Linked DNA regions of Mus musculus: region 2 is linked to region 1. The links are chromatin loops, found by intact Hi-C in ENCODE. Cell type or tissue: left cerebral cortex. All regions are shown on one strand. Each heading gives the region's core, and the rest is flanking DNA. Links, peaks and the distances in the headings are about the cores only.

Evidence for each region. Hi-C counts contacts between places; a loop is a spot of excess contacts. Peaks named below come from ENCODE experiments on the same cell type or tissue, not always from the same donor. Only the 100,000 strongest peaks of a DNase experiment are listed, where the experiment ranks them.
Region 2: a loop joins it to region 1, with 4 times the contacts of the local background. A loop is called at or near these places in 11 of 42 quality-filtered maps.

The regions. Positions count from the first base shown.
Region 1 is chr4:95,158,607-95,163,980 of GRCm38, reverse strand. It overlaps Junos (a long non-coding RNA gene), which reads right to left. Exons shown (of 5, transcript XR_867920.3): 4 at 2,526-2,790. Among named protein-coding and RNA genes, the nearest start is that of Gm12708, 32 kb to the left of the region's middle. In left cerebral cortex, for the core only: CTCF peaks have their summits at 2,360, 2,658 and 2,900; DNase peaks (open chromatin) are centred at 1,422, 2,502, 4,014, 5,070 and 1 more place; H3K4me3 peaks cover 1,173 bases; H3K27ac peaks cover 1,378 bases.
Region 2 is chr4:95,102,521-95,107,894 of GRCm38, reverse strand. The region is part of intron 1 of Junos (a long non-coding RNA gene); the gene reads right to left. Among named protein-coding and RNA genes, the nearest start is that of Junos, 53 kb to the right of the region's middle. In left cerebral cortex, for the core only: no CTCF peak of the experiment used is centred there; DNase peaks (open chromatin) are centred at 1,714 and 2,296.

The DNA of each region.
Region 1 (5,374 bases), core at 296-5,295:
TCCCTGAAGACTTGTTCTCCCTGTGGAAGAGTATATTGTCTTGTCTCCTTCCATGAGCTCTCATCCTGACTGACGCTGCCTGGGGCCCAAGTCAAAGCCAAGAAACTAATGCAAAGATGGCAGCATGACCTTTTGAGCTATTCTGAGCATTAATAAAGGACAGGCTTGAAAGATAAGAGTCTCTGTGTCATCAGATATCTCTGAACAAGTTTGTACTCAAAAGGATTCCTGCAGGTGATTGAGCAGTTGTATCTGACCAATGAGTTGCTGGCTCTTTGGCCTCAGACCCTATTCCCTCAGCTGTAGAATGGTAGTTGCAGAAGTCCTTTCTCTCAGGGGGAACAGGGCAGTAATGATGCTTGGCCCGGTGCCAGATACCAGGACCTACTCAGCAGACACTGTAAACTACCATAGTTACTGTCAGCTCATGAGAGGCAATGGCTGAGTTCTGTGCTTCCTGTTCCTTCTGTGTGTGACCCTAAACCGGGAACACAGGGCAGTACAAGTCCCACAGACAAATGACTGGCCGCTAATGGTATTTAATCTAACTTTGGGGTGGGGGGGCGGGGGGGGTGAATCCCAAGAAGTAAAGAGGCAAGGCCAAGACCACATGTGAAGATTCAGGGAGGCTTGGGTTGGAACCATCCCCTCTGAGGCCTAGCCATGATTTTGGTTCTCCCGTTGGCACTGTTCCTCTTTCTGTCCCTAAGTAACACCCAAGACCTCAGGCTGTCTCATTCCCTGAGCCTTGTCAGTTGTAAGTTCAGACCACTGACTGCCCAGACATCCTGTATGGATCGCAACACTACAAGCTGACAGTGTTGCTGAAATCCACCTTCTGTATTAGGGAGGTGACAGGCAGAGAGTAAAAATCAGAGATCCCAGTCTTTCAACCAGTAAAGCTCAGAACTAAACCTGGGAGGGGGTGGTCCTAAGACTGTAGACAGCACCGGTCAGCTGTGGAGGCCTACTGAGAGGAGGCACAGTACAAACAGAGACATGGTGGTGACAACAAGTCTGTACAGCCTGGGCTGCAGGCAGCAGAAGAGGGGTGGAGGTGGTGGGGGTGGATCAGAAAGTCTCCTGGAGCAGACAGTGGCCTTCTTCTGGCATCCAGACTTGACTAGGTTTTCTCCAGGTTGAAGAGCTTGGCGAAAGGGAGGATGGGAGGCTATGCGGGGAGGATGGGAGGCTATGCAAAGGAAAGGAGGTACCTTTGCTGAGGCAAACAGGTGTGACCCTGCTGGGGTGGGGTGTGGTCACTGGAGGAGAGAGAGCTAGGTGTGTGACACTTAGGCTAACGAGGCAGGAAGATCACGAGTTCAAGTCTGGGAGTTGGGGAGATGACTCAGCAGATTAGAGCTCTTGCTGATCTCCCAGAGGACCTATGCTCTCCTCCCAGCAACCAGCATAGGGCAGCACCTAACAGCCTCTAATTCCAGTTCCTGTCTTTTGAACTCCTTGGGCAAACACACACACACACAAGCACGCACGCACGAAGTGGGGGAGGAGCAGGAGGGGGAGAAAGAGGAAACGAAATATTTGGTTTTTTTGTTTTTTTTTTTTAAGGAGTTCAAGGCTATCCCCAGCTACTTGGTGAGTTAGAGACTATTCTAGGCTATATAAGGACAAGTCTCAAAGAAAGAGAGAAAAATTAGATACTGACCCAGAGTCTGAGATGAGCCAGTGACTTCTGGAAGCTTCAGAGTCCTCACCTGTACAGTGGACATAATGCCGGCTTTCCAAGTTTCTTTATGAAATGAGACACATGCACGACTATATCCTGACTCAGTGCTACTCTTTATATTCACCTCATAAAACTCCCTCCCTCAATAAAATTTTTTAAATGAGCATATTTTTACTTATGCTCCCAGAAGCACTAAGAATCTATCTCATGATTAGTCATACGCCATAACAATACAATTAATAATAATGTTAATTACTGCTGATTGAAGGCACTAAGTGCTTAATATGTATAATCTATAGCTAATCTAACCCTCGGAGCGTATCTAAAGATAAGTATCATTACTCCCATTTTATGGGTGAGGATAATGAGACAGAGAAGTTAGGAAATGTACACAGGTCACCCGCTGGGTAGGGATAGGTCTGGCCTTTGAGAAGAAAAAAAAAAGTGCATCTACAAAAAGGTCAGAGTAGAGTGAGGAATGCCCTGAGTTTGGAGTTCATGTTGGTCTTGGCGATCTCCCTCTGTTTCTTTCTCAGAAAGAAAGCAAACATTTTAAGTGTCCACGGAGAGAGGGGCAGCCTTACAGATGAGGAAGAAGGGTCCGAGCTCAGGCTCCCCCAGCCGCCCAGGACCGTGGCTGTCCTGCGCAGGTCCCTGCGCTGCCCCTTCCCACCGTGGGTGGCTCCCAGCGGCAGGGAATCACATTATCTGTTGGGAAGGCGTCCAACACCCTCCTCCCGCCAGCCAGTGTTTGCTCAAGGCCTAGCTCTTCAGAAACTGAAACCAGCAGCCCGAGCTGCCAGCCTGAGGACGCCCGCGGGCTCTGCCCAGGCTTTACCTTCTATGGGGAGGCCCGCGGAGGGCGGAGCGAGCCGGCGCCGCTGACGTGGCCGCCCTGCCCTCGCCCCGGGCGCCCGCCTCCTCCGCGCCGGGTGTGGGAGCGCGGGGCTGGGAGAGCGAGGTGCGCGGGCGTGGGAGCGCAGGAGCAGCCGGCGTCTGGTGCGGGAGGCTGGGGTGGCGAAGCGCGGGCGGGGCAGGCGGTGGCGGCCGGAGAGCCCGGGGCGAGCAGTGGAGGGCAGGAGAGTAGGGCGTGAGTCTTAGAGCTAGGAGAGGAGAAAGAAAATAATGTCTGGTCATTATGTTTGGCGACAGGGACCGAACCTAGTACCCAAGAAGCGCTCAGGACATGTTGACAGTGGTACTGTCCTTGCCCATCCGATAGGGGGACAGTGTGCCCTATGAGTTTATGAACTTTCTTCCTTCACAGTGTTTAGGCACAGACTGAAGGAGATCAGGCGATCCGAGAGGGTGTAAAGGATGAGAATGGATAGGGACTCAAACTTGCTGTCTCCCAACACTGATGTGATGACCTCAGAAAGCTTGAGCGGGACAGTAGCTGAATTAGAATCCAGAAGGCAAACTTAGAAAAGCACTTTGTAAACCACTGACTTAAGACAAAGGTCTCTTTCACCTTCAGAGTTCCTTCAGCTACGTCCTCTTACTAGCAAAGCAAATAAACCCACAATTTGCTTCCTAAATAATTAATCAAAACCCAGAAGTCACTCAACACATTTTCAGTAAATATTCACTGGAAATGTCTAAGTACCAGTTGTGGCCAAGTGCTATGCTGGGCACTCAGGGGGTGGCAAAGGAGACGAACAAAGGCTATGTCCTCATGCATTACCCAAACTGTTGGACACAGAAATCGAACAACTCAGATACTGACATCCAACTAACCAAAGATACAGGTGTGTCTACAGTAGACAGATAATGTTTTCAGTCAAAAGTAAATAAAGGTGTCTTTCTCTTCTGTGGCCTCATAAGTAGAGAGAGAATCTTGCCTCTGTACATGAGCTAGAGAGAGAGGGGGGAGAGAGAGAAAGAGATAGAGAGAGTATTAATTCTGTTATGGATCTAGCAAGTCCAAGTTCCTGAGATTAGCAGCATAAGGCTGCGTGGAGAAAGCCTACAGGAAGAGCCCATGGCTTGCTTCCTGTTTATGTGTCCCTCCTCACAAGAAACTCCTAACAGATGGCCCCCACTCAGTTCTCAGTGAGTGAGTGTCTAAGAGGATGACCTTTGAAACCAGGTTTCAAGAGTTGACTTCAAGGCCTGTCTTAGCAGACCTCTAACCACGGGCCAAGTACTTAACCTCTGTGTGCCTATGCTCCTATTCTGTGAAGTGTTATGGATAATACCTAGTCCACAGAATTCTAGGCATTAGAGACGGTGCTTTAAGCAGGTGGCAGGGATTCGGTGTGTGCGCAGCAGTGCTTTGGTGCTCTCTGCCTAGAGAAACCTTCCTCCCCCTTTCTCTTCTGGGAGAGTGTGTATTTATAGTCCAATGTCACCTCCTTTCTGGAACCTCCCTTGCTTTATTGGCAAGGTAATTGGATGCTTTGTCTTCTATGTTCCCATCTCTTTCATAGTACCTTAGAGGACCCTTCATGCTCCAATTAGGTTGTCTAATGTGGTGTGTTTTCCTTCTTTATTCGACTACAAGTTCTTAAAGAGTGGGGACTATCTACAATTTGCCCCATCTCTAAGAAACCAGGCAGTCCCCAGAGCAGGGTGAGCTCTTGACACTCTCTTGAGTGAGTGGGTGGATGGGTGAGTGGGTGGGTGGATGGGTGAGGGGGTGGGTGGATGGGTGAGGGGGTGGGTGGATGGGTGAGGGGGTGGGTGGATGGGTGAGGGGGTGGGTGGATGGGTGAGTGGGTGGGTGAATGGGTGAGTGGGTGGGTGGAGGGTGAATGAGTGGGTGGATGGGTGAGGGGGTGGGTGGATGGGTGAGGGGGTGAGTGGGTGGGTAAGAGGGTGGGTGGATGGGTGAGGGGGTGGGTGGATGGGTGAGGGGGTGAGTGGGTGGGTAAGAGGGTGGGTGGATGGGTGAGTGGGTAGGTGGATTGGTGCTGATGGATGGATGATAGGTGAAGTAATCCTCCCAGGACTGTGAAATTCGAGTCCAGAGTCTGTGTTTAGTTTATGTGGAGAATATCGCATTTTTGAGTTTCTGTTTTGCCATCTGGATCTTGGAATAAAAGCACTGTATTTGGGGGTCAGAAGTTTAGGGCAGATGTATACATACATGACAGCACACAGATGTATACATACATGTATACATACATGACAGCACACAGGAAAGACTGCAGAGGAGTCAGTGTTTGTACTCTAGCCCCAGCTCTACCCCTTGTTAACAGGATGGTCTTTGACCAATCTTGACCTTGTTATAATGGGGAAGGCAGAACACACTCATGACCTGTTGAGAAAATCAAGAGATATTCTTTGTAAAAAGCCTGGGGTGCAGAACATATATATATTCAGAAATTAAACTTGCCTCCCTTCCACACCTACCCCCTTTGTCTGTTCTCCAGACACATAGGCCTGGACGCTCAGTACCCAAGACAGCTGTTCAGATGCCATATTTTGCTCAGAGTGACTAATGCCCCTTAAGCCAAGGTTGGAAAGCTGACTCCCGAACCAAGTTTAAACTTGAGTGCTGAGTTAGAAGCAGGGAATGCGGCTGACTGGTTGATTTAATTAATAAGGACACTTTTGAAAGAGAGCCCTTTTAAAACCAACAAACATTCCAAGGAAATTGAAAGCAAGAGCTAATCCATGATTTCATGTGTAGGTTTCTCGTGTGACTGAGAGAGTCCTTATGTAAAAATATGAATAATAAATCGT
Region 2 (5,374 bases), core at 112-5,111, 56 kb after region 1:
CTTTCCCTCCTTGCCACATTTGAAAGCACTGAGACTAAAAAACATGCATGTCTGCTTTTATCATTGGGTTAAAAGTCCACAGGAAACTGTGGGGTTGTCTAGCGACCACTTGTTCACCCCAGTCAAATGTTACAAAGTGACAGTCAACGAAAATAAACTAGTAGCTGAGAGGGGAAAAAAAGACTCTTCCTCTAAACTCTAAAAGAGAATGACATCCAGAAAATCAAATGTTTCTCAAAGAATCAACAATATTTTTGATGATGGAAGGATGAATAATCAAACATATGGATTACATTTCCGTATACTGTGTAGCACCTAAGATCCCAGAGGGAAGGGAGGGTGCTAGTAAAAATGTTTTTCATGTTTTATTAAAACCTCAAGTTTCTGAGAACTAATTTTATGACTAACACACAGACATACATCCTCTCACATGCTGGGAGGGGGGAGGGAAAGGGAGGGGGAGGAGAAGAGAGGAAAAGGAAGAGGAGAGAGGGGGAGGCAGAGAGGGGGGAGAAGGGGGAGAGGAGGGGAGGAGAGAGAGGGAGAGGGACAGGGAGAGGGACAGGGACAGGGACAGGGACAGGGAGAGGGAGAGGGACAGGGAGAGGGACAGGGAGAGACTGTTCGAGACTGTTCAACTGTCAAAGAATATACTTTAAAAAGTGTTTCCTCCTCAAAGCTTCTTCCTTGCGCCAGTCAGCCCCAATTCCTCAGTGCTCACCTCAGTCATTAGAAATTTGCGAGGCACAGTGAACTTGGCTCTCAAGCTCTGCTCACTTTCCTAGTGTGGAACCCTAAACTCTGTATTCTCTTTCAACAGGTGAAACGGTCCGTGTCGCACAGAGAATCTGAGTGCCCAATGGAGCAAAACATGCGAAAGCACCTTTCGACTGCTCAGTGCAGCTCCTTTAACTTCCTGGAATTGCCCTGCAGCTCACATAGCCATTCTTACTCTTCTGACACCATCCTGTGTGTCCCTAGGCAGACAACTCTGTGCCCGGTGTTTATTAGAAGGTGGGATGGTGTGGATACTGACAGTACCTGTGTCACACAGTGGAAATCACAATGAAATCAATGAAGAACTGTAAAGTACTTAGGAGCAACCTTGCCAAAATTTAAAAGAAATGAGGAATAGAGGAAGGGAGGGGAGGGGGAGAAACAGCCTATCATCGGGGAACTAGGAGGATGCTGGGATCGATGTTCAGTCCTTGATGTGGACTCTCCAATTTTCCCAGAGACATTTTCGAAAATGCAAACAATCCCAAAAGGCATGAATAACATTCAGTTCAGGGTGCACTTGCGGCACTGTATACGTACGAGTACTGTATACAGGATCACACACTGAGGAGTTACTGCTCATGCGCAGAGAAACCTCTGACATCCTGGAAGGAGGTGTAGGGGTGCCGATGAAATGAACAGACAAGAAGTGGGGAAATTGAAGCAAGGGGCCCAGGAGCGAGGTTTCCCTGCTGTGGCCTTGGCCTTAGGCAGACCGCTTGTAACCTTGGATTGAGCATTCAGCACAGAGTTTGAAAGAATTCTCACAGTGACAATAAGGCTATTGTGAGGGAAAAGAAACGCTGTGCTAGAGCACCTTAGTCTACTCTGCACTCCACATCTGGTCCAGAGCCGCCCAACTGCTGCCCTCTGAGCAGACAGGAACTGCCGATTCATGAAAAGGGGAAATCAGTAGGCTGCTTCCTCTGTTCGGTTAAAAAAGAGGATTTTTGTGGAGACCACACTGCACTCACTCATCCCAAGTGCATTTCCTCTCCCTGTGACATCGACAGTTGCCAGCAGCTAGCCGTGGCCCGATGACTAATTCTTCCTCCGGCAGAAAGAAACCAGACCTGGCCATTCAGTTCCCCCTTTCAATGCCCTGATTCTCACTGGACCCAGGTTCTCTGAGACACGGAGGAAATTTTCAGCTCTGGTTGCATCCATCAGCCACTCAGCCACTAAAGGAGACAGGAGAGAGAGAGGGAGAGAGAGGGAGAGAGGGAGAGAAGGAGAGAAGGAGAGAGAGAGAGAGAGAGAGAGAGAGACAGAGACAGAGACAGAGACAGAGACAGAGTCAGAGAGAGACAGAGGGAGAGAGAGAGAGAGGGGGAGAGAGAGAGAGAGAGAGAGAGAGAGAGAGAGAGAGAGAGAGAGAGAGAACGAACAAAGCCCTCTTCCTGATCCCGGCAGAAGCCAAAGGCAGGGAGTAACTCTACCATCCATCCAAATGCTGCAACTAGAAGTCTGGGCCAAGAGGGTGGTGTGTGGGAGAGGTGGGCGGCTCCTGGGCTGCCTCCCAGGGATGGGGGACAGCTCAGCATGAGTCAGTCAGTCCCCTGTACTCCAAGCATCTCTGGTAACTGCATTCATTCTGGAGAGCCCCTTCAGGAGGGAGCCTTTCTTTCCTGCAGGGGCTAAGGCACATTAGTGAAAGGGTGGTGTGTCATCAGTGTTTTGACACATACTGTGGTTGAAGCACCTGGCTACACACGACAGAGCTCTGATAGACAAGGACCAGGTCTGTACCCAAGGCTGGATGCAGCTAAGTTCCCACACTGATACAGATAAAGGCTATTATCACTTAATCAAAGCCCACCAGCTCCCACCACTATCCCACCACTATTTAGAGCTGGTTCTAAAAACCCTTCTCTGAAGACATTAAACATTATGAGCTCTCAAATGAACAGGAAACCAGGCTCGGTATTAAATAAACAATTTCTCCCCTACTTACCTCTACTTTCCCACTGCAAAATGGGGACAACATTCACATCAGTTATGGGTTTGAGAACCACAGCAAAAGTCTGAACAAGTGGTTGTAGCCACTGGTAGCTGCTGCCCTTGCTCAAGTAAATTACCTCACTTATGCTCATACAGAAATACTAATTAATTAAATGCTGTGGTCCACAGAAGAAAAAGACATAAAAGGAGGAGGGGTATTTGTTGGGAAGGAGAGGTTTGCCAGAAAGGGGTAAGGATATGAAAGAATAATATGGGGTATAATCAAGTCTATTACCTCTCTAAAGCATATATATATATATATATATATATATATATATGTATATGTATATGTACATATATATGTAAAAAGTTGTGAAACAATCTATCATGCTTTTACAAAAAATAATTTAGAATGTGGTTTGACTCTTAGCTCCGCCTCTGGTTCACTGTGCTTACTGACACTGGGCCAGGTTCTTAATAGCTCAGAGTCCTAGCTCTACTTTTAATTTGCTGTGCAAACTGGAGCCTATTTCTTGGCCTCTCTGAGCTTCAGTTTCATCCCATTATGAGAATCATTAAGCAAACTCAGTCTCCGAGTTTTATGACAACAATCACATAATAACAAAACCTGCTTCCTTATTTTTAAATCCAAGAAAATAATAAACATTTTCTCACTGCAAAGAGTAAACAACATTTAAAAGTTGTCTAATAAGCCGGCTCTGGTGACAGAGGTCTGTTATCACAGCTACTTGGGAGGGGAACATAGGAGGGTGGCATGTTTAACATGACCTTGGATTACAGAGTGAGTTCAGGGGTAACCTGGACAAACTGGCAAAAAAAAAAAAAAAAAAAAAAAAGGTTTAAAAGCGGGCTGTGGATGTAGTTCAATGGTAGAGAAGCCCTTGTTTATCATATATAAAACCCAGTATTGAAAAGAAGAGGAGGAGGAAGAAGAAGAGGAGGAGGAAGAAGAGGAGGAGGAGGAAGAGGAGGGTGAGGAAGAAGGAAAGCCTAATGCAGTAGTTCAGTCATGGATATTATTATTAATGGCCATTACACAAACCGTAACTGGTGAACTTTAAAAATAATTAGTGGTTTGACTATAATTACCATTTTCTTCAGTGCAGGATAATCTCACTTGGTCTCTGGCTGCTTTCTTATGAGATCAGGCTATGCTGGAGTTCACCCTTAGACAGTGGACACAGAGTCACAAGGGTGTTCATCCACCTTCCAAAGGTGCAGAGGTTGTATTATTGCTTCTAATGGCAGCACCACAGTCTGCCTAAAGATCCAGATTTTGAGCCGTAGGCTGTGAACGCAGTAGCTTATTGTGGCCACAGTGGTCCTTTACTGCTCACCAGAGTCTCCAGTTTACTAAGTGATAGAAAGTGGGTCCTGATTACTGGTGTCAAGGGAATCTGAAATAAAAATTCCATGATTCTCTGCTCCCCAATTGTATAGCTTTATTCAAGTTGTAGAACTCTCCTTACCGTACCTCCATCTCCTCATCTGAAAGCCATTACTAACATCAAAAAAGTAGCACTGGCTATGTCAGAAACATATACATGAAACACTCAAGACAGCTCTCATCCATAGTCACCAGTCCCCATTGTAAGCTCAACTGTCACTAACATTGCTGCCAATTGCAGTGAACACCTTCCCCCGATGGAACATGGTTGTTCCATAGTCAAAACTGGAAGCGTGTCCAGAAAGAGTTTCTATCCTCACAAAAGAAGATAACATGGAGGAAGTACGTGTTTCCAACACCCATGTGCTGTGTTCTTCCTACAGAAGAACAACCAAGGTTCCTTCCTGAGGGATCCCTAATGTGCAAAACTAGCATACAGGGGAAGACCAAGACTAAGGTCAGTCCATAGACTTTAAATTCTGCCACAAGGCTCTCAGGAGAGTATAGTTTGAAGATGGCCTCTTGAACAAGGAGCTGAGAGCCCTTAGTCTGGGCTCACAGAGCTTGGTGAAATGGGCATTCATCTTCTCTATAGATGTGGGCGGTATGTGCCAGCATCCCTCGTATCAGAGTGGAGATGTGAGATGGGTGGAAAGGCTAAGTGATGGGGTGGAGTGAGGAGTCCTGATGGAAAGAAGAACCTCAAAGGTGTTCCAAGTAGAGGCCAGAACTAAGCAGACGTGGCTCATGCCTGAACTCTGAGAACATGTGGGTCAGGGGTGGGGGTGGGGGGTGAGGCAAGAAGGTCAAGAATTTGGGGTCACTCTGGGATACATAGAATTCAACCCTGCCTTATGGGAAACAAGATCTCGTTCTTAAAGCCACTGAAGATGCTTATCCAAGGGGATGGTACAATCAACTCTCCACATTTTATTTATGCTGTTTTCCACTTTGATTCCAGACATGGTGAATGTTTTGTTGTGTAGATTGTTGTTTGTTTGTTTAAAAACAAAACAAAACAGAAAACTAATGTCTTATTTTGTAGCCAAGGCTAGCCTAGAACCCAGTAGGTAGACCAGGCGGCTCAAACTCACAGCTGCATCTGCCTCCCAGATGCTGGGACTACAGGCAGGTGCTCCCATGTCTGACTCCTCTGATATGTTTGATCAGTTATGTTTGTGAAAGTCTTTGTCATCCAAGAGCTTCACCTATCCCAGAAAACTTGATGACAATGGTAATTAAAATGAT